2 separate regions of the Homo sapiens genome follow, and region 1 is linked to region 2. Evidence: chromatin loops called from intact Hi-C (ENCODE). Cell type or tissue: PC-3. All regions are shown on one strand. Region 1 overlaps SCP2 (sterol carrier protein 2). Region 2 overlaps SLC1A7 (solute carrier family 1 member 7).

The links. Peaks named below come from ENCODE experiments on the same cell type or tissue, not always from the same donor. Only the 100,000 strongest peaks of a DNase experiment are listed, where the experiment ranks them.
Region 1: a loop joins it to region 2, with 2.9 times the contacts of the local background. A loop is called at or near these places in 2 of 110 quality-filtered maps.

Annotation. Positions count from the first base shown.
Region 1 is chr1:53,013,807-53,016,306 of GRCh38, forward strand. SCP2 (sterol carrier protein 2) reads left to right here. Exons shown (of 16, transcript NM_002979.5): 12 at 1,084-1,237. Among named protein-coding and RNA genes, the nearest start is that of PODN, 47 kb to the right of the region's middle. RefSeq lists an enhancer at 1,005-1,094. In PC-3, no CTCF peak of the experiment used is centred here; a DNase peak (open chromatin) is centred at 1,115; H3K4me3 peaks cover 2,057 bases; H3K27ac peaks cover 1,158 bases.
Region 2 is chr1:53,106,313-53,108,812 of GRCh38, forward strand. All of the region lies in intron 3 of SLC1A7 (solute carrier family 1 member 7), which reads right to left. Among named protein-coding and RNA genes, the nearest start is that of SLC1A7, 35 kb to the right of the region's middle. RefSeq lists an enhancer at 1-136. In PC-3, no CTCF peak of the experiment used is centred here; a DNase peak (open chromatin) is centred at 1,439; H3K4me3 peaks cover 1,441 bases; H3K27ac peaks cover 2,500 bases.

The sequences.
Region 1 (2,500 bases), 93 kb before region 2:
TGGCTGGGGATGTGTATGGAAGAATAGGCACTGTAAGTAGTAGACCTGCAGACCAGTCTGCCCTGATAGAACATTCTTTTTTTTTTTTTTTTTTTTTTTTTTTTTTTGAGACGGAGTCTTGCTCTGTCGCCCAGGCTGGAGTGCAGTGGCCCGATCTCAGCTCACTGCAAGCTCTGCCTCCCGGGTTCACGCCATTCTCCTGCCTCAGCCTCCCTAGTAGCTGGGACTAGAGGCGCCTGCCACCACGCCCGGCTAATTTTTTTTTTTTTTTTGTATTTTTAGTAGAGACGGGGTTTCACCGTGTTAGCCAGGATGGTCTTGATCTCCTGACCTCGTGATCTGCCCTCCTCGGCCTCCCAAAGTGCTGGGATTACAGGCGTGAGCCACCGCGCCCGGCCCTGATAGAACATTCTTAACCCAGCTCTCCTTCAATAGCTGGTCCGATAGAAAGGCAAACAAATATACATCTGGAGTCATGGGTTCTAACCTTACCTCTGAAATTAGCCTGCTTTGTAACCATTCACAGATTAACCTTTCTGTTTCTCAGTGTTTACATCAGTAAGTTCCTTTCAGCTCTAAACATCTTTGATTTTATTATTCAGGGGACAGAATGTTATCCTTTTGAATCCAGAACCTTTCTTGTGAATATCTGTGAATAGGTCTGGAAAACAACTCATTGTTGTTGGGAACTACTTGGAGGAAAATAATAGGAAAAATTTCCCATACCAGCTAAACTTTTAGGGAATGTGAACTTCCAAATCCTTGTTTATTTTCTTTTAATACATTAAAAATGGTAAAATTAAATTATTTTTATGCCATTTTCCCTGGACTAGAGAATTGTAGATTCGGTGTTTTCTCTTTCAACATGCCAGAAAACGACAGGTTAAGTTGAAAGAGTGCAGGAAAGAAATTTAGAGAGAAAATAACTAGCTGCAAAACCCTTCGGTGTTTTAAGAGAAGTTACTATTTACACAAACGTGGCCTCGGCTTAATCAAATGCTTTAATTTAAAGTCACAAACATCCCTTTTCTGGCTTGAGAAAGCTGGTGGAAGCAGCTCAGTGCTCTGTGTTCGATTTGTTAGGTCTTGCTCAGTGTGCAGAACTCTGCTGGCAGCTGAGAGGGGAAGCCGGAAAGAGGCAAGTTCCTGGTGCAAAGGTGGCTCTGCAGCATAATTTAGGCATTGGAGGAGCTGTGGTTGTAACACTCTACAAGATGGGTTTTCCGGAAGCCGCCAGGTGAGTGACATTCAGAGTTTTGTGTGTCAGTTAATCCTTCTGACTTTTCACAGTTGATGATGTTTTACATGTAAAAATTTCTTATTTTATTGTCTTAGTATTTAAGGAAAAGTATCTCATTACATTGTTTTAAGAACATGGCTTTAAAAGTGGCCATCAGGTTTTAAATTTAACCAACTTTAGGTGAATTCTGTTGAAAAAGGACCCAGGATAGTCACGAGAGTACTGAACTAGAAGCCTGAGCTAGCTGGGTATGGGTCTCGGCCCTAGCAACCTAAGTTATTTAGGCAGGTCTCCTCATGGCCTTCCAGGCTTCTGAGGTGGTTTAGGGAGTCACTAAATGTGCTGATTGGATCTTTGCAAATTTGTATTTCCGAGTCCAGCTAATAAGCCCTCGTTGATGCTAGAATTCTTTTTGTCTCTTGCTGACTTTCTTCCTCTCCTTCAACTGCCCATGCTCCTCAATTTGCAGGCACTTTCTTTCGCATCCCACTCAGGATCCCTCAACTCCCTTGCTTATCTCTCAAAGAAATGTTCCTCCCCAGAGGAAAAAAGCGCCCCTCCTGTCAAAGGCTCAGCTTTCCTTGTTCCATGCTTTTGTTTCCAGTCACTTTCTGTAACTTGGTTATCTTTCCATTGACTCCTTTCCCTCTGTCAGCATACATGTTCAGGTCTTCCCTTAGATCTCTTTTTCTCCTTGCCTTAATTGTTGTTGTTCATGATGAGCCTTTTATGTTGAGCCACCTTTATTTTTCCAAGCCGGAATACCTCACAGTCTAATTTTTACCTCACCACTGAGGTCAGTGTCAGGTAAGGCCACCAGGATCTAAATGAAATTGAATAACTTTGTCTTTATTTTCCCTATTTACTCTCTTTAACCCGGCTGTAGCTTTTGACATTAATTGGCTCCCTTTTTTCTTTTGAAATTCTTGGTAATTATTTAATCATTTATTCACACTTTTTTGTTTCTCCAACAAAGGATATGAGACACACTTCTTTTTTTTTATTATTATACTTTAAGTTGTAGGGTTCATGTGCACAACCTGCAGGTTTGTTGCATATGTATACATGGAGACACACTTCTTTTATTGAGTCTATGTTATTCTTCTGTAAGCTCTTGGATCTCTTCTCTTGTCCTCTCCTCTTTCTCTGCCCAGAATATAATTTCTGTTGTAAAACTTATAATTTAAAGCCCGTCTCAAATACCATCTCTTTTTGAATATCCACAGCACTTTGTATGTTTTTGGGTACTATCTAGTTGGT
Region 2 (2,500 bases):
AGGTGGAGGAGTCTTTCCTACTAGATAAAAAACGGTGGCTCACGCCTGTAATCCCAGCACTTTGGGAGGCCAAGGCGGGCGGATCACGAGGTCGGAGATCGAGTCCACGGTGAAACCCCGTCTCTACTAAAAATACAAAAAATTAGCTGGGCACGGTGGCGGGTGCCTGTAGTCCCAGCTACTCAGGAGGCTGAGGCAGGAGAATGGCGTGAACCCGGCGGAGCTTGCAGTGAGCCGAGATCGCGCCACTGCACCCCAGCCTGGGCGGCAGAGCAAGACACCGTCTCAAAAAAAAAAAAAAAGTAACTGTCAAACTGTGATACTGACACAGCAGTCGATGGAAAAGTCCATGTAAGCTGTAGCCTAGAAACAGAAACTAGCACCTCTAAGTGTTTCGTACTTGATAAAAGTTGTTTCACAAATCAGTGAGGAAACGAAGGATTCATTATAGAATGCTGTGCAGCTGACCAACGGTTTGGAAAAAATAGATGTTAGATGCTTACACCAAAATAAATTCCAAAAGGTTTAAAGAAATAAATAAGTCTTTGAAAAATGAAACCAGCTGGGCACAGTAGTTCATGCCTGTAATCCCAGCACTTTGGGAGGCCAAGGTGGGCACATCACCTGAGGTCAGGAGTTTGAGACCAGCCTGGCCAACATGGCGAAACCCCGTCTCTACTAAAAAATACAAAAATTAGCTGAGTGTGGTGGTGCTCGCCTGTAGTCCCAGCTACTCAGGAGGCTGAGGCTGCAGAATTGCTTGAACCCGGGAGGCGGAGGTTGCAGGGAGCTGAGATCGCACCACTGCACTCCAGCCTGGGGACAGAGTGAGACTCTGACTAAAAAAAAAAAAAAAAAAAAAAAAAAGGCAAAGAAACCATAAAAAGCTAGAAGAAATATAGGTTGAGATCTTATCATGTCTCAGTATAGGAAATGACTCTCTAAGAACAAAATGAGCAATAAATCAATAGATTTTACTACATGAAAATAAAGAAATCCCTAAGCGCAACATAGCATCCTGGATTGGATCCTGCAACAGAGAAAAAGGACATTCGTGGAAAAACTGATGGAATCCAAACGAGATCCGTAACTTAGTTAATAGTGTTGTACCAATTTAATTTCTCAGTTTTGACTAACGTACCCTAGTTATGTAAACCGCTAACATCAGGGGAGGCCAGGTGAAGGGTGTGTGGGATCTCTCTGTACTGTCTACAACTTTTCCGTAAACCTAAAACTATGCTAAAATGGAAAGCTGAATGCTTGAGAAGCTAAGACAGATTGCAATACAAATAAAACCACAAAGCAAGTGACGAGCTGGAGAGACTGCGTGACCAAGCACTACCATCCTAAATCTACTAAGAGCTTTTACAAATCTTGGCCTGGTTTCTACCTTCACTATCTCCTCTCATCAGAATATCAGCTCCCTGGAGGGCGGAAGCTCTGTGTTTGTTCACTGTTGTGTCTCCAGCCCCGGGAAGAGTTCCCGGCACATACCAAGCACTCAGTAAATATTTGCTGCGTAAACCAATAGACCACAAAAACCCGACAGGAAAACGATGGAAAGATACTACCAGGCAATTCGTGTTACAAAAGAAGAAAAGTCAGTGGCCAAAAATGCTTTTTAAAATGTTTAGTTTCATCAACAAATTCAAGATATTTCCACCTGTCAAACTGACAAAGTATTTTTCAAATGACAGTGCACAATGTGGGAGGTTTGGTGAGATGGGCACCCTCACATGGTCCTGGCAGCAACCTTTCTCTAAAAGCATTTGTATCTTTGTCTTCACAGTCCCCTTCTAGGAGTGTGTCTTGTGAGAAATGCCAACTCTGAGGTGAGCATCTGGTAAGAGGCTTCCGTTGCATGCCTGCTCTTCCTCCAACCTGCCGCCCCACACTCACACTGCCTCCACCTGGGTCGCCTCCCACTCACTCTTGTCCTCGGTAACCCTCTTCCCCTCTTTCAAGACTCAGTTTACACACACGGAGAACATTTGGAAGCTCGTAAGAAGCCAAATGGAACTTATACCTATATAGACATTTCTTTACAACTTCCTTTACAATTACAATCATTTTAAATGTGGGCCTTGGCAGGGACAGCTAGTTGCCTATGCAGTCTCCATTCTCCCGTCCTTCCTTAACAGAAGTCCTATTATGTTGTGGGGACCAAATGGGACCTGCCATCAAGCTCTGATTCTCTTGCTAATGGGGTGGCCATCGAGAGGTGAGTGGAAGTCGTTGGGTGGTGATTCCTGGAAAACTCTTAAGGAGGTGCCCATTCAGCCAGGACCCTTTGGTCCGTTCCTCCAACTTTCTTCTTTCTGCCTGGAACATGGGGATAATAGCTAGAGCTTGAGCAACCTTCATGGACCATGAGACTCAGATGAAAGCCAGGTGCTAAGCATGGCACGGCACACAGGAGGGCAGGGCCTGGGACCCTGGTGACTGCCAGCTGCCCACCTCCCACTTCTGGACTGTTCTTCAGGAACAAATGCAAACCTTA